4 separate regions of the Homo sapiens genome follow, and all the other regions are linked to region 1. A link is a contact called in ENCODE Hi-C or POLR2A ChIA-PET data. All regions are on one chromosome and are shown on one strand. Each heading gives the region's core, a stretch centred on a gene start or an enhancer-like site at or near the end of the contact. The rest is flanking DNA. Distances are from core to core; before and after follow the strand shown.

Evidence for each region. A loop is a pair of places that touch in the nucleus more often than their neighbours do. ChIA-PET counts read pairs that join two places held with the same protein, here RNA polymerase II (POLR2A). Pooled maps may share reads with other maps.
Region 2: a loop to region 1 is called in a map of IMR-90, with 6 times the contacts of the local background. The contact joins the enhancer-like site here to the promoter of BDNF in region 1. A Hi-C loop is called at or near these places in 5 of 168 maps with a recorded cell type or tissue (HCT116, IMR-90, PC-3 and 1 more), 1 of 37 single-sample maps with no recorded cell type and 3 of 50 pooled maps. POLR2A ChIA-PET finds 5 or more read pairs at or near these places in 8 of 52 experiments (AG04449, AG04450, BJ and 5 more).
Region 3: a map of Caco-2 shows a loop between it and region 1 (3-fold over the local background). The contact joins the enhancer-like site here to the promoter of BDNF in region 1. A Hi-C loop is called at or near these places in 1 of 168 maps with a recorded cell type or tissue (Caco-2) and 3 of 50 pooled maps.
Region 4: a loop to region 1 is called in a map of heart right ventricle, with 7 times the contacts of the local background. The contact joins the enhancer-like site here to the promoter of BDNF in region 1. A Hi-C loop is called at or near these places in 11 of 168 maps with a recorded cell type or tissue (Caco-2, Right ventricle myocardium inferior, cardiac septum and 3 more) and 12 of 50 pooled maps. POLR2A ChIA-PET finds 5 or more read pairs at or near these places in 1 of 52 experiments (activated T-cell).

Annotation. Positions count from the first base shown.
Region 1 is chr11:27,699,019-27,701,855 of GRCh38, forward strand. BDNF (brain derived neurotrophic factor) reads right to left here and starts at 1,437. Exons shown (of 2, transcript NM_001709.5): 1 at 1,146-1,437.
Region 2 is chr11:27,933,461-27,936,297 of GRCh38, forward strand. No RefSeq gene overlaps it. Among named protein-coding and RNA genes, the nearest start is that of MIR610, 120 kb to the right of the region's middle. RefSeq lists enhancers at 438-939, 614-1,813 and a silencer at 562-856. Within about 2 kb of position 1,496, at least 7 of the 41 ENCODE cell types and tissues checked have a DNase peak (open chromatin) inside an H3K27ac peak, as active enhancers do; they include HCT116, IMR-90, PC-3 and 2 more, where a contact is called at or near this core.
Region 3 is chr11:27,880,749-27,883,585 of GRCh38, forward strand. No RefSeq gene overlaps it. Among named protein-coding and RNA genes, the nearest start is that of MIR610, 170 kb to the right of the region's middle. Within about 2 kb of position 1,408, at least 2 of the 41 ENCODE cell types and tissues checked have a DNase peak (open chromatin) inside an H3K27ac peak, as active enhancers do.
Region 4 is chr11:27,524,546-27,527,382 of GRCh38, forward strand. All of the region lies in intron 1 of BDNF-AS (BDNF antisense RNA), which reads left to right. Among named protein-coding and RNA genes, the nearest start is that of MIR8087, 11 kb to the left of the region's middle. Within about 2 kb of position 1,449, at least 2 of the 41 ENCODE cell types and tissues checked have a DNase peak (open chromatin) inside an H3K27ac peak, as active enhancers do; they include heart right ventricle, where a contact is called at or near this core.

The DNA.
Region 1 (2,837 bases), core at 187-2,686:
CCATTCAACAAGTCCCTCCTACCAGCTCTCTAAGGGATCCCGCAAAACCTTCCTTTACCACTTCCCCACCCCCAGCCTCCCGCCCCCAGTAGCTGCTCTTGGCAGCATGGCCGGCAGAGGGCACCCTCTACCTTCCCTAGCTTCGTTCTCTGGGTCCCCTCCTCCTCCTCGCCTCCCCTCCACCCCGGTCCCTCATCCCCGCTCTACCCCCAACACACAAACACTGCATCCTCCAGTTCACCCTCGCAGCCCCGAGGCTTCTTCCTTAGGGATGCCCCTAGTCTGTAATCTCCCCTTCTTCTTGCCCGTCAGGCACAGAGCCCCCAATCCTCAGCTATTTCTTTCCAGGAGTAACTCACTCACCCATTCCTCTTCCCGGCTCTGCATCCCCAGAGACTAACCCGAGTCAAGAATCCCCCACGTACATCCCAACCACTCCCCGAAAGTCAAAACTCTTAACTTCCCTGGAGGGCGCTTCAGAAGAGGGGCGCAGGATGGGTAGAGATGTGGGTTCGGCCTGCCCGAGAGTGTCGCAGACCCTTTCAGTTCCCAGCGGTAGGAATTCCGCCTCCCAAGTTTTCCAAGCTACATTGGCTTCGGACTTGTAAGTCCACTTCAGTCTCAATTCCTGGGGAGCAGGTAGCCGTGTGCAGCTCCGGGGAAGGGATGCGGGCTGAAGGCGCAAGCTTCCCTCCCACTCCCCCCGCAAGTCGGCGCGGGGACCACCCACCCCCTGGAAGGATTCCTAGCCTAGCCCCAGCACCCTCCCCTCAGTCAGGACCCTCGACAGCTCTGGCCCCCTAAGTCTCTCTCGACTACTCCTGGGCTGGGGGAGGGCTGCGAGGGATCCCCGGGTCGCCGTCTTTGCTCCCATCACGCAGCTCTGGGTCTCCTCCAGGCCTTCCCTCCTCTACTTCGTGACTTCCCCGGGTCCCTTTTTCCCTGGTGGTGCCGGCTGACCTTCTGGGTTGTGGGATGGGGGAGAAAACTCCCCAAGAGTAACTCCAAATCGTCCCTTCTACCGGAGGGGAGGAAAGAAGGAGACTGGCCTCGTCCCACAACTTTGGGGTGGGGGATCCCCCAGTCAACTCTCTCCCGCGGACGGGCAGCTCCTGCACCAAGCCCCATTCCCAGCGCTTGCCTACCTCGGGGTCCACACAAACCTCACGGGTCCCCGGCGGCGGAGTCACATCGTGGTTCCGATTCTGGCTCCAGCGCCCAGCCCCGGTCCCCGTCGCGGTGCTGCTCCCCGCCGGCCCCACAGCAGCGGTGGGTGTCTCATTAAAGCCCCCCGAGCAGGAGGTGGAGGGGCGCACCGGGCTGGCTCCTCTGTCCGGCCCGGGAGCCCGAGGCGCTACGGGGTGCGCGGGACAGCGAGCGGGCGGGTGCGCCCGGGCGCGGCGGCGGCAGCGTCGGGGACCCGGAGCTCCAGGCTGCGCCTTGCGCCCGGGTCAGACATTATTTAGCTCTTCGGTTGAGCTTCGATTGGTCAAACGGCGCCGCCCCCCCCCCCCCGCCCCCCGCCCCCCGCTCCCCGCTCGCCCGCGCTACCGATACCCGTTCGAGGCGGCCGCTTAAAGGGAACGCCGCGTCTTTTCCTCGCGCGGGGAACCGAGGGGCGCCCGGAACTCCCCGCTCCCCCGGGGCCTGTCCTCACCTCCTCCCCTAGGGCCCCGCGACATCGCCCTGCGAGTCCTGCGCCCTCCTGGGGCGCCTTGGACAGGACGCCCGCGGCTTCGAGGGGTGTTCCAGCCCCAGCCTCAGCCCCGGGGAACCCCGCGTCCCGCGCCCTCTGCAGAAACCCCGGCTGTGGGCGCTGGGGCGGGAGGGAGCGAGTGAGAATCGCACGCCCCGAGGTCTCGCTCCCCTAGCTTTCAACTCTCCCCTTCCTCCCCATCCCAGCACCCAAGTTCTCTGGGAGAGGGCGTGCGTTTCCCGGGCCACAGACACACCTTCCCGCACCTTCCTGCACTACGGAGCTTGCGAACGCGAGCACACAATGAAATCGCACAGAGCATGGGGGCTATTGGTTTACTCTGCTGCCTTAAACACGCCGGCTTAAACAGAGTTCGCGCACTGACCTCTCTAGAGTTTGCCTAATAGGAATTCAATCAAGATAATAACAGCATTTTTTATTGATGAACGCCCCCAGATAACGTTACACCAAGTTACTTGTTCCAGCCAGGAAGCCCAGGCAATGACAGACCTCGCTAAAGCCACACGCTTTCTAGCCGACCAAACAGAAAAACGGAAAGAGAAAGAAAGAAAACAAACCCACCTTTTCAGTCACTACTTGTCAAAGTAACCATCAAGGCAGCTGCTCCGGGAAAGACTTCGGCCCCAAAACTCCCACACTCTATTATTTTTTCACGTTCCCTTCGCTTAATTAAAGGGGGGAGGGGGCGCGAGTCTTTGGTGCCCGGTATGTACTCCTTCTGTTCTGCAGCAAAGAAGTTAAATTATTGATAGTGGAAATTGCATGGCGGAGGTAATACTCGCACCCCATCAGCGAGAAGCTCCATTTGATCTCGGCAGAGGCAGGGAGATTTCATGCTAGTTCGCCGGGGGGAGCGGCAGCGAGAGCAGCCCTCTCCGCGGTGAATGGGAAAGTGGGTGGGAGTCCACGAGAGGGCTCCACGGTGCCTTGACGTGCGCTGTCATATGATACCTCCGCTGCCTCGAAATAGACACTCTAGTGCACGAATTACCAGAATCAAAATTCAGCGCATTTAAAATGATACATCTTTTATTAGAAGAGTTCCGTTCCAGGGCATTGCATGCTTTTGCAGATGTTTTCACTTCCAGCCCCAGCAAACACACGTATAAGCTAACCCTTT
Region 2 (2,837 bases), core at 246-2,745, 230 kb after region 1:
GTTCATTCATTTAAAAAAAATGTATTGAAGGTCTATTATGTGCCAGCCATCTAAGTTCTATAGTAGCAAACAAATCTAATATGGTATTAAACAAAAAATTCTAATGAGGAAATAAGCAATAACTAATTTTTACATATATGTATTTATATTAATACATGACGTTACACAGCAATAGCTCCTTCAATATTGTGAGCACATGTGTGGCTTTTGTATGAATTACAAGAGGAGCCCCATCTCCCAGAAGGATCGTCTCCCTGAAGGATCTTCTACCTAAATTTGTAATTGTGGTGTAACAACAAGTTCTGTGGAATGGCTTCACTGGAGGCCTTAGAACGGTCCCTGAATTTTGTGCCCTTCAATAGTGACTAAAATGCCTTTATAAAACTTTAAATCAGAAGACCATGATGGCAAGCCTTAGAATCCAGAAGCTGTCTTGGAAAATACTCTGTATCTCAAATTAAGCAGTAAGAGCCTTTACTGAGGCCGTCTTTAGAAACAGGATCTCCTCAGGCCCATTTATAGCTCTGAGCCATTCTGCTTCCTACTAAGGGAACTTCTAGGGACAAGGCCACCACTTTCAGCCAAACACTCATGGTCAAAGCACGGTCATTGGCTCCCCAGGAATGTTTCCCTCTCCCCTTCTTTGGCTCTGCTTTAGCATACAAATACTGCTCCAGCATCTCTGTTTTCTGTGGCGCCAGGAAGACTGAGTCCCGTGACTGCAGGGGCTGGTAGGATGAGCACTGCAGGCTGCACGAGGTCGGCCAGGGCCCATTAACCTCCTATTCAAGCTCATTGTTTTACAAGTGATCATCGCCACTTCGCTGCCCAGTCAGAAGCAAGTAGCAGCTTTACGGCCTACTTAAAGAAAATGGCTCAGCACTTAGGCATTTTCTGGTGCCACAGGGTTCAAAGTGAAATTAATTTCCATTACCGCCTATAATAAATCACCTCACCCAACACATGTATGAAATTCCATTCAGTAGACTCAAGTCATTCTGGGGCCACACAGAAGAGCATGCACACTTCAGCTTGCGCGTAATTTCTCTGCTTGGATAGAGCTGATGGGGCCCTGCAAACGATTAGGTTCCAAGAGAGCTGATGGGATGTGAAGCAGTCCTAAAACACACAGATAGGAACCCTGCCTGAGGATACTGGGTTTAGTTAGAGGAGAAGGGGGAGTTCTTTCTTTCTTGGAACACTTTTTGGTGGCCCTTTCCCTCTCTCTCTCTCTGTCCTCTCTGGGGCCTTATCACAGTCATAGATACACAGACGCTTGTGGTAGGGACAGTAGAAGCCCCTCTGATGTCAGAATCTGGATCTGGTTGGAAACTCTTGGAGGTCTTTTGTGGGGAATGTGTGTGGCTAGTCATTCTGAGTCTCAATCATTTTATGAAAGAAACTGCGGAATGATTGTAAGTCCCTCATACAGCCAGAGAATGAAGAAAGTAAATAGCAAGGTACGGCATCACTGAGACAAATCCACAGAAGCCGGAAGGATGGTGAATATGACTCACATTCAGCGAATCATGCCTCAGGAATTTAAGCTACAGAGGCCCAGAATCTTCGAGCTGGAAGAGATCTTACAGCGTGTTGAGTCCAATCCCCATGGGCTAGAGATAGGAAATGAGGAAAACAGAGACATGAGATTATAATAGTAATCGCTACTGTTTATTAGGCCCCCATTCTGTGCCTTCAAGGTACTAATTTGTAACATTTGTATTGATTAAGCCCCATGGCAATTCTAGGAAATTGTCTTTTTTATGTTTTTAAACAGATTTATATTTACAGAGAAATGGAGAAGATAGTGCAGAAAGTTTCCATATACTCCATAACCAGTTTATCTTATTATTAATAGTTCACATTGGTGTAGTACTTTTATTATAATATATGAACCACTATTGTTACCTTATTATTAACTAAAGTTCATGCTTCATTCCAATGATTTCCTTAGCTTTTACCTAATGTCCTTTTTCTATGTCAGGAGCTCATCCAGGTTACCACATTACATTTAGTTGTCATGTTTACCTAAGCTCTTCTGTGACAGTTTCTCAGACTTTCCTTGTTTTTGATAACCTTGACAGTTTTGAAGAGCTCCAATTAGGTATTTTTTTAGAATGCCACTTTATTGGAATTTGTCTGATCTTCTTCTCCATGATTGGACTGGGGTTACAGGCTTTTGGAAGGTGAGGTAGGTATTTTTATCCTCCTTTGCAAATGAGAAAACAAACACTTAGTGAAATAAGGAGAATTAAGTCATGTCACTAATATAAGTAATGAAGTCAGGTTTGGAACCCAAGTCTTTCTGAATCTAGAGATCAAGTTCTTAACCATCACATTGCTTTCCTGTAGCCCTATTAGTTGAAAGCCCAACGAGGACTTAAATCTGAAATCCAATTTGGTGTTCTTTCACAGAGACGGATGGTTGCAGCAATAGGTAGGTAGGTAAGTAGGTAGATAGGTAAGTAGATGGATAGATTGATGATAGACTCTTTATAAATGTCTCACGATGACATGTGTAACACAGTCTTACCATAAACACTCAAGCACCATAGACATATATGAGATGATAGTGCCTTGTAAGCACTCTACAATAATTGTTACTGTTAGGTGTAGAGCCGTCCAATTTTTCTATGCTTATGCCATGCATAATTTTTGTTGGCATGCATAATTATGCCAACATAATTTTTAATGGAAGTGTATTATACATACTGTTCTGCAAGGTTTTTTCTTAATAATATATCACACAATTTTATGAACTATACATTTGAGTTTGACTTCGAACTTTCTGTGTACTCTTAGTTAACTGATTCCTTATAAATGGACATCAGGTATCT
Region 3 (2,837 bases), core at 158-2,657, 180 kb after region 1:
AAAGGGTCCAATGTGTTAATAGTGATTGCCTCACGGCATGTGATGTTGACTTATTATTAATAATAATGATGATAATTTTGAAAGTAGCATCTGAAATAATTACAAAATGTCAGGTACTGTTCTAAGCAGTTTGAATGTATTCATTCATCTAACATAACACCTCCATAAGACAGGGACTGCTGCTGCAGAGGATGCTAAGACACAGAGAGGTTAAGTAATTGCCCACAGTCACACAGTTAGTAAATGCCAGCCAGAGCTGGGCTGCAAACCCAGGCTTTCTGGTCTCTGACTCTACATTTGCCCACAATACCCGGCTGCCTCTTTCTGTCACGGCTAACAAGCACAGAGTGCTTACCAGGTGTTATGAAGACATATTTGTGCCCACTACACTCCTAAGTACCCCCAACAAAATTCATATGTTGAAATCCTAACCCCAAATGTGATGGGATTAGGAGGTAGGGCCCTTAAGAGGTCATTAGGTCATGAGGGTGAAGCCCTGATAATAGGATGAATACCCTACTAGAAGAGACAGGAGAGAGCTTGCTTCCTCTCTCTCCCTCTTTGCCATGTGAGATTACAAGCAGAAGATGGCTGTCTACAAACCAGGAGGCGAGCCCTCATCAGACACCAGATCTACCTGACTCCAGAACTGTGAAAAATAAATATTTGTTTTTTAAGCTACCAATCTTCTATCTTGTCATAGCAGCCTGAATTGACTAAGAGACTAGGTTTCCAGTTCTTACCTGCATCATTTCATTTTATTCTCCCATTAACTATAAGGAATATACTGTAATTATTCCTATTGTACAGAAAAAGAAGCTGGCATTTACTTGCTCAAGGTCCCACAACCCTGATCCAGGCAGGCTGCCTCCAGAGTCTTTGTATTTGACGGCTACAATAAACTGCCTATTTCTTTTTATTATTTATTTCTATTCTTTCCTGAACTTTCTGCAATGAAGATGTTTTTCAATATGATTTAAATTAGCTGTCATCTAACTATGGCCTGCCAGCTAAGTCCAACCTGTCACCTACTTCTGCAAATAAAGTTTGATTAGAACACACCAAATGCCTACTTGTTTACATGTTAATTAGCTGCTCTAGCTACAAGGGCAGATTTGAGTAGTTGAGACAAAAGTCATATGGCCCATTAACTCTAAAAGATTTACTATCTAGCCCTTTATAGAAAAAGTTTGCTGACCCTTGATTTAATTGATCACTGAACTAGTTAGGGTAATGAGGGAACTAGAATCCTGGTCTTCCTACTGTCAATTGCTTGGAGGGAATAGGTGGGAAAGGAAATGAGGAATGATGATTCTAAGTGCATTTGTATGTATGATACAGTTACACTCCAAATCTGCAGCTAGCCTTCTCTCTGACCATGTCAGAGTAGCAAAATCGAGAACAAACTGTATGACTAACACTTTGGTTTCACCTCTAAACTTCCTATCAAAGCCTGGACAATCATAAAAGTGGCAACAAATGAATCTAGGATCCTTTGTAAATTGCCAACTTTAAAAGCACTTTGAAAGATTTGGGTGTGGCCACGGGTTAAAAAATTTGAGCAAACAAGTGAGAATTAAGAATGTTTATAAGGAGCATTCCAGTCATTTCAGAAGTTTCACATCTAAACAGAAATGCAGTAAATGGACAGACACACCCTTCAGAGCTTGAAAAGTCTTTCTGCCAAAGTTCAGCCTTGGGGCCATTCCAGTTTTGGAGAGGGGAACGATAAAATTTAACATGCCCTGAAGTTGAAGCAAGGTGTCCTAAGGTCTAAAGAACAGACTAAACAGCCTCAGTACAGTACTGAAAAACTGGAACCAAGTCAGGTTTTGTGCTAGATCAGTATCTGCCTCCTCAGGCTGGAGATGTTCTTATAACCACAGAAAGAAGTTTAAGAAGATCTAGAGGAGAGAGAGAGAGAAACACATCTTTTGAATACTACCGTGTATTTTGCAGGTTACGCTATATTGTTCTCATGCATTATGTCCTCACAACATACATTGGTGCTATCTCTAATTTACAGGTGAGAAAATTGAGGCTTACAGAGACCAAAGGACTTGCTCAAGGTTACACCCCTAATAATAACAATAAGAAAGGCTTACTGAGTGCTGCACAGTGTAGTGATTTAGAATCAACTCGAACTGAGACCTCAGGGTTTATATCTCAACTCTGTCATTTACCTTGAGTAAATCACTTAACATCTCCATGGTTCATTTGATTTACCTGGAAAGTAGAGATGACAATTCCACCCGCATCATAGGGTAGACATGAGAAGTAAATGAGTTAATTTGTACAGTGCTTACAACACTGTCTGGCACATAGTGAGTACAATATCAGTGTTTAAGTCAAAACTATATGCTAGCCGGGTCCGGTAGCTCATGCTTGTAATCCCAGCACTTTGGGAGGCCAAGGCAGGTGGATCACGAGGTCAAGAGTTCGAGACCAGCCTGGCCAACATGGTGAAACCCCATCTCTACTAAGAATACAAAAATTGGCCGGGCGTGGTGTTAGACACCAGTAATCCCAGCTACTCGGGAGGCTGAGGCAGGAGAATTGCTTGAACCCAGCAGGTAGAGGTTGCAGTGAGCCGAGATCATACCACTGCACTCCAGCCTGGGCGACAGAGCAAGACTCCATCAGAGAAAAAAACGAACAAACAAAAGCTATGTGCTAGGCAGGGTCCTATATGTGCATTATTCACTTCATCCTAACAATAAACCTGTAAGATAAGTATTTCCTCCATTTTACAAATGAAAACCTTTCATTTTGTAAATGAAGGCCCCAAACAAACAAGCAATTATATTAAGTGGTAGTGCCAAGGGTCAGATGCAAAT
Region 4 (2,837 bases), core at 199-2,698, 170 kb before region 1:
CAGGGTGATCCCTGGATTTTTAATCTGAACCACTGGAGGAATTGGAAGAATAGAGTTGCCTTTAGGTGAGATGGGGAGGACTGAGATCAATAAATTTTGGAGAAGCAGAGATCAGTAGTTTGAATTTTGGATTTGTTAAGTTTGAGTTTTCCATTAAACGAACAGACGAAAACCACAAACAACAACAAAAAAATGAAGATAGCTTCTGATAGCAACATGTGTCATGAAGAAAAGAAAATAGCCATAGAGTGACTGAGGAGGAGTTTCTTAGACAAGCTTGTCAGTGAAAGCGTCTCTGAAGAAGGGGCATTTGAACTGAGTCCTGAATGATGAAATGAGGCCAGCCAAACAAAAATCTGGAAGAAAATCATTTTTAGTTAGAGGGTACTACAAAGATAAAAGCTTGGAGGCAGGAATATCTGAGAGACAGAAAAGCGGCCAATGTGTCTGAAGTGGGTAAGATGGAGAAGCAGATAGGGACCAGTCATACAGTGCCTTGTCAGTCACAGTGAAGGAGTTTGGATGCTATTTTATGCACTGAAGGAAGCCTTTGGGAGGTTTTAAGCTAGACGTAGCATGATCTGATTTATGTATTACAAAGAAAACTCTGGCTCCTGGATGGCGCATGGATTTGTATTATACTAATTATTATTGCTATTATTATTACAGGAGACAAAAGTAGAAGCAAGGAGAGCAATTAGAAGCTTTTACACTAACTGGGCAATACATTATGGTTCTTTCCACTACACAGCTCTTCTTCTCTTGCCTCTAAGTCTTTTCTTGATTTCAACGAATTCCTGGAGTGAGAGAATGTGTATTCTTAGTCTCTGTGCCCTCTGACATGCCCAGCACTATGTCCTGCCCACAGCAGAAGGCTCAGTACTTATTTTTGAGTGAATTATATGGCTCTTCTCATCAAGGCTGAGGAGCACATTTTTAAAAAATATATATTTGTATTTTTTGTACATAGCATATTGTCTGTCCCATAGTTAAGACTCAATGAATGTCTGTTGGAGTGGGGCAAGACCTCACTTCAGATAACCAGTTTACTGAGAGAGATCCTTGGATAGGCAGAGGCAGCAAAGAGGGTTTGGGCCTTGCTAGCATGGAGGGTAGGAGGAAGGCAGGGAAGGTGGAGCATGTTGAGAGAAGAGAGGTGGATAAAGTCACCCAGCTCTGAGCAGGCCAAGGGTAGATTTGGTCTATATTTTAATTTAAGGCTGGCCTGGTTTCATTGATGGTGATATGATCCCTATGTGTGGGAATAGGTGAAATGGTTTGATCACAATGGGACCATAATCCATTACCCAAAGCCTTCATTAAGGAGATAATTCTGTTCAGCCTCACACATAGCCAGGCCTACAGGAATTTGCCATCCAGCACCAATACTGATGCTACAAGTCCCAGCAAACACAGGATGGCAGGCCAAATTCAAGCTTTCTGGCACTCCTCCTCTTCTGGCTGAGCCCGATGTCCTCAGGCCTAATCTCAGGCTGGCAGAGAGTTAAGTGCTGGGCTGAGTCTGTGCTTTGCTGCATGTGCTGGACTTGCATTTGATTCTGTCCAAAAGAGGTCTGTGGACCAGAGGGATGACATTTGGCACCAAGAAAGTAACCCAGGTGTCTGTCTCTTTTTCAGTCCCAAAGCCTTATTCTTTTCCCTCAAGTCTATGCAATCGTTTGGAATCCATCACTCATCACCTAGAGGTTTCAGTGCCTTTAGATTAGGGTTCTGCACCCATAGCTGATGATCCACTGGACTACCACACTTGGCACCTGAACAGAGCCAACAGGACTGGTTACAAATTCGTTGTTAATTACTGTGTGTAATTACACTAGACCCAAGGTTGGAGGGAGACACCCTACTCTGTTGTTGTCTTATATACGAATTCTGTATAATTTTTTAAAAGCCCACCATTTTTACTTTCTAATTAGGATATGGGGATTTGGGGCAGCAACCTTTGTTATTTAATCATGCTTTTTCTGGGGAGGGGAGGAGAGGAAAATATTTTCCTTTTTCTATCAACAATTGCTCTCTTTTCCGCATTAAGAGGGTGGAAACTTGGTTCCTCCCTCATCCCCTTTAGGCAAAGAGTCCATGGCTCAGATTCATAAAGGTTGTTGATTTTGACTTTGGGTTGCCCTACTCTGTTTTTCCCCACCTTTCATGCTAACTAACACAATACATAAGTCTTCCTAGCCAGCACTCCCTAAGGGTGGGGTAGAAACACAGCCCATTAAAAAAATTTTTTTTAAAGCTTTGAGTAATCTCCTTTTTATATTCACCCAAATGAACCAGGTTGGTGGCATATTCTCCTTTGTTTTTACATCTGAGACGTACTTAAAGTTTAAATAGTGCCAGAATGAATCACATTGCTTGTGTTCTTATACCCAGCTGCAAATCATGCCAGGCTCAAGCCCAGGAACACAAGATTGCATGCACGCAGAGAGGGTCACTGCTGTCTTATCTACTCCTGCTCTGCTAAAAAATTGCATTTATTTATTTATTTGTTTTTGAGATGGAGTCTTGCTCTGTTGCCCAGGCTGGAGTGGCAGTGGCATGATTTCAGCTCACTGCAACCTCTGCCTCCTGGGTTCAAGCAATTCTCCTGCCTCAGTCTCCCAAGTAGCTGGGACTACAGGGGGCCTGCCACCATGCCTGGCTAATTTTTTTGTATTTTTAGTAAAGACGGGTTTTCACCATGTTGGCCGGGCTGGTCTGGAACTCCTGACCTCAAGTGATCCACCTGCCCCGGCCTCCCAAAGTGCTGGGATTACAGGCGTGAGCCACCACAGCTGACCAGAAAATTGCATTTATTATATACTGCCCCGTCCCCA